Regions from separate parts of the Mus musculus genome. Here region 1 is linked to region 2. The links are chromatin loops, found by intact Hi-C in ENCODE. Cell type or tissue: left cerebral cortex. All regions are shown on one strand. Each heading gives the region's core, and the rest is flanking DNA. Links, peaks and the distances in the headings are about the cores only. Region 1 overlaps Faxc (failed axon connections homolog). Region 2 holds the start of Faxc (failed axon connections homolog).

What was found. A loop is a pair of places that touch in the nucleus more often than their neighbours do. Peaks named below come from ENCODE experiments on the same cell type or tissue, not always from the same donor. Only the 100,000 strongest peaks of a DNase experiment are listed, where the experiment ranks them.
Region 1: a loop joins it to region 2, with 2.4 times the contacts of the local background. A loop is called at or near these places in 1 of 42 quality-filtered maps.

What each region holds. Positions count from the first base shown.
Region 1 is chr4:21,988,245-21,993,624 of GRCm38, reverse strand. Faxc (failed axon connections homolog) reads right to left here. Exons shown (of 6, transcript NM_175234.4): 6 at 1-327. The coding sequence ends at 38. Among named protein-coding and RNA genes, the nearest start is that of Gm42260, 33 kb to the left of the region's middle. In left cerebral cortex, for the core only: a CTCF peak has its summit at 2,562 (motif pointing right); a DNase peak (open chromatin) is centred at 2,566.
Region 2 is chr4:21,928,177-21,933,556 of GRCm38, reverse strand. Faxc (failed axon connections homolog) reads right to left here and starts at 2,231. Exons shown (of 6, transcript NM_175234.4): 1 at 1,728-2,231. The coding sequence starts at 1,993. In left cerebral cortex, for the core only: no CTCF peak of the experiment used is centred there; DNase peaks (open chromatin) are centred at 1,559, 2,001, 2,186, 2,438 and 1 more place; H3K4me3 peaks cover 2,650 bases; H3K27ac peaks cover 2,028 bases.

The DNA.
Region 1 (5,380 bases), core at 108-5,107, 60 kb before region 2:
GCGGTGGCTCCTGAGGACGAGGCTCCGTGATGGGGCATCACTTGCACTGTTCGTGGTCTGTGTAGTCATCCATCTCCACATCGGAGTCAAAGAGAGAGTGTCCGGTGAAATCCGTGTCTGGGGTCCTGGAGAAACTGTTCTCAGCCCCCTCGTCCTCAAAGGTCTCTGTCCTGGAGTAAAAGCTAAAATCCAGCATGGGTGTGTGAGTCTTGCTGCCCTCGCTGCTCTCCTCAGACTCATAAATGGTGTTGTCATCATCGTGGTGCCACTCGGGCCAGAATTTCCTCCTGATCCTCTCGCAGTACATGGCCAGGTTGATCAGCTCGCCTGCAGTGTGGCAGAGAGGCAAGAGTTAGCACTCAAACGCAACGACCTAACAGTGCTGTGGTCAGAATGTCTGTGCTCCCCACCCCCAGGAGCCCTCACGACTGGCATTAAAACCTCAGGATTGATGGAGCAGGAGAAGTCAAGGACATCACAAAAAGATCTATGGAGCCAACTAACCTGGGCCCTCGGGAACTTGCTCACATAGACTAAACCATCCACCAAAAAGCAAGCATGGTCTGACCTAAGCCCCCTACACATAAGTAGCAGATGTGCAGTTTGGTCTTCATGTGGGTCCCCTAATAATTGGATTGAGCTGTCTCTGTCTGTTGTCTGCCTTTGGGTCCCCGTCCCCTAGCTGGGCTGCCTTGTTTGGCCTCAATAGGCAAGGATATGCTATTAGTCCTGCTGCAACTTGATGTGCCAGGGTGGGTTGGTACGCATGGGGGGCTCCCCCTTCTCTGAGGAGAAGGGCAGAGGGTAGTGAAGGGAGCAGCTTCTAAGGGTGGGACTGAGAGGCAGGGCTGTGATCAAGAATGCAAAATGAATAATAATAATAATGAAAACCAAAATAAAACAAACAAAAAAGACCCAAACAACAACAAAACCTCCAAAACAAGGCTCAGCTAGTGGTCCTTCTGCTATATGCGGACCTGGTAAGGAGGCATTTCGTCTGTGAACAAGAAAGAAGGACCTCCTAAGATACCGAGTCTTCCACACCATGATCGTGGGCTTCCCAACTTCAAGCACCATGAGAAAAAATTATCTTTTTCATATGAACCACCTAGTTCATTATATGAAGGGGACATGACATAGTTACTGGGCATCCCAAGTAACGTTGAAGGACGAAGCCGGGTGGATATTAACACTATTTTTTCACAGAGATATTGTCAAAATATTTGAAATTTTATGTGCACAGTAAACATCTTTAAAAAAAGAAAAGTTAAAAGCAGGCTAAGTGAACAAAGACAGTGTGTTCTCTCTACAGCAGACAGAAGCAGAGGACACTCAAAAATGGGCAGCTCTATCTAACCATCTGGTTTTGTGAGACAATTTACCACTTCATACCAAAAGGACTAATGTGACCATTCATTCATATTTAAGTCAATTTATAAACATCAACCCAGGCACAAACCCTTTGACGTACTATCTGTCCTGCCTGTAAGATATGTCAGGGCAATGATGGTACAAAGCTTATGGGAGTAGCCAGCCAATGTATGATGTGACATGAGGCCCACTCCATGAGACGGAACCCATACCTAACACTGCATGGGTGACTAAGAACCAGATACTAGAGAGGTAAAACCAAATACTACTGGTTTAAAAACATATCAATAAAATGACACGTAATGATAATCTGCTATTCTCAGAGATCCGTGCCTTATTCTGTCATCATCAGGGAAGTTTCTTCCAGCAGCTGATGGCAACAGATGCAGAAACCCTCAGCCAGGTATTACATGGAGAGAGTCGGGGACGGGGATAAAAGGGATGTCTCCATCAAATTCCTCTCCCCAGAACTCCAGGAGCCTCTCAAAAGAGAGAGCAGAAAGAGCTAGAGGTGGATGGAAGACACCAGAAGAACATGGCCCTCTGAATCAATGAGGCAGGGCTCATACGAGCTCCCAGAGACAAAAGCAGCAAGCATAGGGCCTACTGGGTCTGCACTAGGTCCTCTGTGTCTAGCATAGCTTTGAGTTTAGTGTGTTTATGGGACTCTGAGTGTGAGAACATGTGGGTCTCTGACTCTCATGCCTGCTCTCAGGACTCTTTTCCGTCTGCTGGGTTGCCATGCCCAGCTCCAATATGATGGGTTTGCTTCTTGTTAGACTTTATTTTGTCCTGTTTGGATGTTATCGCCTAGAAGCCTGTCCTTTTCTAGTGAGAAATAGAAAGGGCGTGGATCCAGAAGGCGACGGAGCTGGGAGAAACCAGGAGCAGAGAGGGGAAACTATAATCAGGATATAATGTATGAGCAAAGAATCCTTTTCAATAAAAAAGAAAAATGAACATAAATTTTAAAAAATATTAAAAACTATGCCTTATATTTTCCATACACAGTTCAGAATTGTTCTTACAGATTAATGTGCCTATAAAGAGATATAGTAAAACTTGTGTTTTCACTTTTAAATATTTAAATTTAAACAAATCTAAACAAAAATTCTAAATATCAGACTACCATTTCTCAACTCCAAAAACAAAAAATGAAGAAATTGCAGAAATGGAATGAGTTTTGCCTTTGATCCACTAGATGGCAGTGTTGCTTATAAATAGTATTTGACACCTCTTACTGTAAGACTGTATATCTTTATAGCTATATAAACATTTCACTTCTTACATATGTAATCCATGTTTAGTTTAAAAACTAGGAAATTTCAATAATCAAAATAAAGAATTTCTAGTAACCCATTCTCAATAACGTTTTTATACCCCTATAGAAAATACTTCCAAGTGTTTACATAAACTTGCACTCACTAGAGTCTGTTCCTGATCCTCTCCACTGACAACACAGAGCCAGGACCTCCGAATGTGACAGTACAGCAGCCACAGTCATCTCACAGTGCGCTATGTGGATGTGTCACACTCTAATTATTTCCTCTAGTCCCTTGTCACAGTCATTTGATTTGTTTCTACACTGATGGCCCTGTAGATTACAGTCTATCTACCCTGGTTTATTTTTTATTAAAGAAAATAACAATTCACAAGACTACCAGTCTGTGGATAGAATCCACAATAACACACAAATTAAAAGAGAGCACTTACCATGTCATGCATTCAAGGTAATCGCAACTATCATATTAATTTGATTTGTCTTTTTTTCTTATCTGACTATTAGACTTGTCATTACCTTTTATCCCATGTACCCCACATTCTCGTTCCCTTAAAGAGACACATATAAAATGTTCCATTTTCTCCTTTAGGGAAAGGCATGGGACATCTTCCTGGGTACCACTGATAATCACAGTGACCGAGAACTATAAACGAATGTTACGGCCACAGCAAGAAAGAGGAAAAGACCTCCTCACGTGGGAGAGAGACATTGGAGGTCCCAGATGCCTCTCTTGAACTTAATCCCCAGGAGTTGTGCCAAAGGAATCCTAGAGAGTGAGAATCTTACCCTAGTGGTACAGGCCTATAGTTCCAGCAGCTTGAAAGCCTGAGGCAGGAGGATCAGAAGGGGGAGGTTTGCCTGCTGTGGTGGTTTGGAGGCAAATGGACACCATAGGCTCATATATTTAAATGTTTAGTCACCAGAGGATGGCACTACTTAAAAGAATTAGAAATATTAGGAGGTGTGGCCTTGTTGAAGCAGGTGTGTGTGGCCTTGTTGGAGGAAGTGTGTCACTGGGGGTAGGCTTTGAGGTTTCAAAAGCCCATGCCAGTCCCCGGCATTTCCTCTGCATGCAGATGAGGATGTAGCTCTCAGTCACTTCTCCAGCGGCAGGCCTCCTGACGCACTGTCTGTCATGATGACTACAGACTAACCCTCTGAAGCTGTAGGCCAGCCCTGAACTCAGTGCTTTTTTTTTTTTTTTTTTTTTTTTTTTTTTATGAGTTGCCATGGTCATGGTGTCTCTTCACAGCAATAGAATGGTAACTAAGACATCTGGGCCACAAGGGTGAGTTCAAGGCCACTGTAGTGGCTGTTCCTGGTTGTCAACTTGACTATATTTGGACTGAACTACAATCCAGAATTGGAAGGCTCACCAGTGACCCTTATCTGGAGGCTGGGAGATAGAAGTTTCTGATCTGGATCTTGGTATGGAGATCTTGAGGCATAGTGGCTATGGATTCCAGATTAAGACAGGGAGATCTCCCAATTCAAGGTCATCTGGGATTAAAGGTGTGGTGGCACACATGTTTAATCTGGGCTTCACCTTCTGCTGGAGACCATATAAGGAAGAAGGGAGTCTCGCTCTCCTTCGCCTGCTTGCTGTGTGGGACTGAGTAGCTGCTAGATCCTTGGACTTCCATTCACAGCTACTACTGAACCATTGTTGGGAATTGGACTGCAGACTGTAAGTCATCAATAAATTACTTTACTATATAGAGACTATCCATAAGTTCTGTGACTCTAGAGAACCCTGACTAATATAGCCACCATGGACAACTTAATAAGACTGTCTTTAAGAAAAGTACCCAAGGAACTGAAGGGGTTTGCAGCCCCATAGGAGGAACAACAATATGAACGAACTAGCAACCCCAGAGCCCCCTGGGACTAAACCACCAATCAAAGAAAACACATGCTGGGAGTTGTGGCTCTAGCTGTATATGTAGCAGAGGATGGCCTAGTCAGTCATCAATGGAAGGAGAGGCCCTAGGTCTTGTGAACGTTCTTTGCCCCAGTATAGGGGAATGCCTGGGCCAGGAATGGGAGTGGGTGGGTGGGGAGCAGGGAGGGGGTGAGAGAATAGGGGATTTTCAGAGGGGAAACTAGGAAAGGGAATAGCATTTGAAATGTAAATAAAGAAAATATCTAATAATAAATTAATTAATTAATTAAAAAAGACTGTCCCTAAATGTAAAAGTAAAAAGAAAGGGCTGAAGACATGGTTAAAGAACACTGTCCTACCATGTAGACACTACCATATCCGGGGATCCATCCCATAATCAGCTTCCAAATGCTGACACCATTGCATACACTAGCAAGATTATGCTGAAAGGACCCTGATATAGCTGTCTCTTGTCAGAGTATGCCTGGGCCTAGCAAACATAGAAGTGGATGCTCACAGTCGGCTATTGGATGGATCACATGGCCCCCAATGAAGGAGCTAGAGAAAGTACCAAAGAAGCTAAAGGGATCTGCAACCCTATAGGTGGAACAACATTATGAACTAACCAGTACCCCGGAGCTCTTGACTCTAGCTGCATATGCATCAAAAGATGGCCTAGTCGGCCATCACTGGAAAGAGAGGCCCATTGGACACGCAAACTTTATATGCCCCAGTACAGGGGAACGCCAGGGCCATAAAAGGGGAGTGGGTGTGTAGGGGAGAGGGGGTGGGTGGCTATGGGGGACTTTTGGTATAGCATTGCAAATGTAAATGAGCGAAATACC
Region 2 (5,380 bases), core at 280-5,279:
GGGTTTATCAATTCATTTGTCAAGAAACAAAAGTAAACAAACCATAGGTCTTAAAACCCCTTGATCCAAGTAAAGATTCAGAGCTGGGGCTTGTGATCACCACAATGGAGAAGGAGCTAGCCTGGGCAGAGGGCTGAAGAGTGTATAGGGTCCAGAGCTTCAAGGGCGTGGTCTATTCCAAGTGAGCTCCCAAGGCCCTGTTATTTCTGCAAGGTCATCAAAGCCACATTTTGGATTCAGCCATGTGAAGCTTCCACTCTCCACAAACTGGAGAAAGGCTGAGATGCTGAATGGTACAGGGGCAGTCTTCACAGGCTATGGAGTGAAATACAACTGAGAAACAACAGGCTACTGTGTAAAATGCTGCACAGGTGTGGGGTTCTTCATATGGACTGAAACCTGACGTGAAACAGAGTTCTCAGACTGGCACCAATGGGGCGTAATCTTCATGCTATCTCACTTTAAAACTTTTGTGTTTGGCTCAACTAAATTCAAGACGCTGTGCTCAATGAGATATACTGAAGTTAAAATCAACTTCTCAGTCTTCCACTGTGGCTAAATGATATGAAAGCCAACACATTTTTCTCAGACCCAAATGCTTTCTTATCCTTTCAGAGCCAACAAATAGTGAGTTCAGTAGGGCGATCATGGTGTCCTCCTGCACTTCCTGAAGTCCATTAGAGGTCACCAGCCACTTTACAGCCTCTAGAACCATGCTCCTCCTTCACCCTACCCCTGGAAAATATGGTAGGAACACATCCCAGCTCCTTCGAAAATACTGGTCAGAAGAGAAATTCTGAGCTACGGAAAATTGCTCTGCCTCCAATAATCTCCAGAGACTGGGGTCCCAAATGCATGGAAATTTTAACCCAAAATTGACATGCCCATTAGCCAAAGGCTGTCTCAGTACCCAGTGGCATCTACCACTAAAGATCTATCTATGGGACTAGCAGTCCCAACAGCAGGGGCATCCATTTATTGTAATTTTCAAGTCAGCCCTGTACACATTCTGCGGCAGGCAGCCATGAAACTGTTTACAGCCCAGGGAGACTCCCTGTTATGCCAAGTGCTCCATGTGCTAGCGCTGCCCTCAGATCTCCTACCGCTCGCAGAATGATTGTATTTAAGCTTGAAGGTGCTTACAGTTCCACACCAGATAAGCAGGTAAGCAGGTTAAGGCTGCATCAAAACTGAACAGGGTTACACCAAGCTTCTGCAACTGCAGCCTCCTAATAATGTTGACATTTATAAAGAAGAGTAAGAGAGAACTAACCTTTTAGGTAAAGATGAGGTTAATAGTTAATGTTCCAGCATCATTACCCATAAACCAATTAGGCGTTTATAAAAGTGTACCTTAGTATTTCTACAGAGCTTTATTCTATTGTTACGAATGCACTGATTGCAGTTAGACTCTTCCTATGGGCTTTAGCAGATTGTTTATATCCATAACACTGGTGACTCACAGCACTTTGCTTTTAGCATCGAAATGATGGAAGGAAAACGCTTTCTTTCCCTTCCCAATTTAACCCTCCCATCAACTCTAAATGGCTCCTTACAAGTGGCCAGGTGACCGTGAAACGCCTTAGGGGGTTAGAGGATGAGAGAGGACGCTTGGACCTTTGGGCGGCGGGACCTAGGGGCTGGTTCCGGAACCCCCTTTGAGCCAGCCCTACCCGGGCTAGCTGCCCTGGTCAGTGCCCGCTTCGGGGGCCCTCTCTCCGGCTCACCTAATGACCAGGAGTTCGTGGAGCAGATACGCAGCCGCGGCCAGCAAAGCTCCCCCGGTCAAATAAAGGGTTTTCTTCCACCAGGGATCCGAGCCCAGCCCTGCCATGATCCCACCGTAATCCTGCAAAGGGAAAGCGATGATGTCCCCATAAAAGGAGAAGGGCTCCTCGGACCCGGCCCACCAGCCGAAGAAGGAGATGCTCTGGTTCCAGCTCAGGTCCACCACGCACGGCCTGGACGAGGCAAAGCCAACCCCCCAGTGCATGCTGCGCGGCTGGCTCCGGGCGCCCCTCCCAGGGCCCGCGCCGCCCGCATGGGAAGAGGCCGGCGCCCGGGCGAGCGGGCGGGTTCAGCGGTGCGCAGGGGGCGCGGGCGGAGGCGACGGCGGAAGGACGCGGACGGCGAGCGGAGATCTGGGATGGCTGGGCCCCCGGGCCCGGCGAGGCAGCGGCGGCCGCCGGCCTCCCTGGCCGAGGCCTCTCGCAGGCGCTCTTTGTGTCAGCGCGTGGAAAGGGCCACGTGATGTCATTGCTCCCCTGGGCCCGGCAACAGAGGCGGGATAATGTCACCTACCCCGCGCCCTGCCCCCGCCCCGCATCCCCGCGGTGCGCTGCCTCTGCTCGGCCGCAGCTGCGGGGCTGGACGCCCGGGCTCGGGGAGGCGGGCGGCGCGGGAGGCTGCGATGGCTGCGGCTGAGCCGAGCCCAGAGCCGCCGCCCTCGGTTCCACCCGCTCCCGCCCGCAGGCGCCTTGCGGAGCGCAGGGAACTCACCTGCCCTGAGCCACAGACCGGAAACCTTGGGCCAGGGCAGATTAAGGTCGGGAGCGTCTGTCTGCTCTCATTGCTTTAAAGAGCTCAGGTAAGCACAGTCACCTAGGTCCCAGGCAAGGTGCTGATGAAGTGATTGAGGTCCGCCTTGACAAATAACAGCAGAAAGTACTCTAGGTGAGAAATCTTCCCACCTTGGAAATCGTTACCAAGGATATCGCTGATACAGGATGGTCCCTTTGGGTGCTGAAAATTTGTAAAATAAGCAACTGTGTATTAAATGGTTTTCCCACTCTGGGTAACCCTGAAGAGATCGATTAGAGATTGGATTTAGGGCCTTATACATGGCAGGCACGCTCTCTACCAACATGGAATGTTCTAGATCCTTTAAATCCTTAAATGTAGACCATGTGTTCTAGCCAGAGCATGGGCAGTTTCAGTTTAGAGGAAATAAAAATATTGAAGACATATGATTTGTCACAATTTAAAATTCAAGTATGACTATAAGAATACATCTGTCCCCCAATACAGTAGAGACTGGGGTGCTGATGAAAGGGGCTCCCATTTCCTGGATTTCACCCCCTTAGAATAAACAGGTTGTACAGTCATGCTAGAAATAAAACAAAAGATTGTTTACCACCATAGCTAGAGAAGGAGGCCCTACCCAAGTTGTCACGAATTTTAGGGTCATCCCAAAGGGAGTTAAAGACCTCTCAGGATGTGTAGTCTGACATGAACTTCCATGAGAAGGAGACAGCAATCAGCCCAATGCAGTGACAGAGGAGGCCAACAGAAGGCCAGCCTGGGCCAGATACCAAGGAGCTACAGGGTGTCATCCCCCACACACTAACACAATACACACATCCTGCAAGGCACTGCAGCACTAGGTGGGACTAGGGGCATCCTCTCCCACTGAGACAAGATGAGGTGGTCCATTTAGGGGTGCGGGATCCACAGGCAGGCAACAGGCCCTGCACCAGTTGTTGGGGGACTGGAAGACTGACTCTTTAAAGAACCGCTTCTTTTCTTTCGTTTTTTCAAGGCAGGGTTTCTCTGTGTAGCCCTGGTTGTCCTGGAACTCACTCTGTAGACCAGACTGGCCTCGAACTCAGAAATCCGCCTGCCTCTGCCTCCCAAGTGCTGGGATTAAAGGCATGTGCGACCACTGCCCTGCTAAAAAACAAAACAAAACAAAAAACAAAACAAAACAAACTGCTTCTAAATGCGGAATGGACACTCGGATCTCAGATTTGACTGGCAGTAGCTATGCAGTCCTGCCTCATCTCTAAAGGCAGAGCGGGTAGGAGCTAAACCTGAGCGATAAGACCCTCCACTAGGCACTGGAAGGGTGTGAAGATTCCAGATGGAGAGCCACCACCTTTACTCCTTCCCTACAATCACAACTGAGTTTGTCAGTTTTGGTAATTCCTCCCAGTCAAAAGAATGGAATATACCTCTGGCCCTGGGCAGAAAAGGCATTCTGATCTTTCTCTGGCGAACAGAACATGTCATACTTTTGTCTTTCCCCTTAAGAGTTAATTCATCTGGGCCTGTCAATCACTTGGCCAAGAGACCACGCCCTCAGTAAGGCTGATGCTAATGCTGATCATGCTGTCCTCCAGCGCCTCCTGACTATTTTTATGTCCTTTTGTGAAAAAGAACCCAAATAGGGAGTTTTAATTTCCCCTATATTAAAATCACTATTAGTGGTGAACTAATAATTTTTTGAGCATTTTTTTCCAAAATTAAGTCAAAGTGTTGAAAGGGGAGGGAACTAATTAACTGAACACTTACCTACACAGTATTTCACAACATAATTTTTCAGTAATTTTTATTTATGTATGTATTTATTATATCTAAGTACACTGTAGCTCTCTGCAGACGCTTCATCAGGAGAGGGCAGCAGATCTCATTATAGATGGCTGTGAGCCACCATGTGGTTGCTAGGATTTGAATTCAGGACTTTCGGAAGAGAAGTCAGTGCTCTTAACCGCTGAGCCATCTCTCCAGCCCATTTTTTCTTTTCCTTTGCTTCTTTTTCTTTTATGTAGATATTTTCTTTATTTACATTTCAAATGTTCTTGGTTTCCCCTCCAAAAACCTATCTCTCCCCTCTGCCTGCTCACCAACCCCTCCCCCCCCCACACACACACACACTCCTGCTTCCTGGCCCTGGCATTCCCCTACACTGGGACATAGAACCTTCACAGGACCAAGGGCCTCTCCTCTCATTGATGACTGACAAAGCCAACCTCTGCTACATAAGCAGCTGGAGCCATGGGTCCCTCCATGTTTACTCTTTGATTGGTGGTTTAGTCCCTGGGAGCTCTGGGGGTACTGGTTAGTTCATATTGTTGTTCCTCCTATGGGGCTGCAAACCCCTTCAGCTCCTTGGGTCCTTTCTCTAGCTCCTCCATTGGGGACCCTGTGCTTAGTCCAATGATTGGCTGAGAGCATCCACCTCTGTATTTGTCAGGCACTGGCAGAGCCTCTCAGGAGACAACTATATCAGGCTCCTGTCAGCAAGCACTTGCTGGCATCCACAATAGTGTCTGGGTTTGGTGACTGTATATGGGATGGATACTGTCTTAGTCAGGGTTTCTATTCCTGCACAAACATCATGACCAAGAAGCAAGTTGGGGAGGAAAGGATTTATTCAGCTTACACTTCCATACTGTTGTTCATCACCAAGGAAGTCAGGACTGGAACTCAAGTAGGTCATGAAGCAGGAGCTGATGCAGAGGCCATGGAGGGATGTTACTTACTGGCTTGCTTTCCCTGGCTTGCTCAGCTTCCCCTTATAAGCTCAGTTTTCTTATAGAACCTAGGATTGCCAGCCCAGGTATGGAACCACCCACAATGGATCCTCCCCTTTGATCAGTAA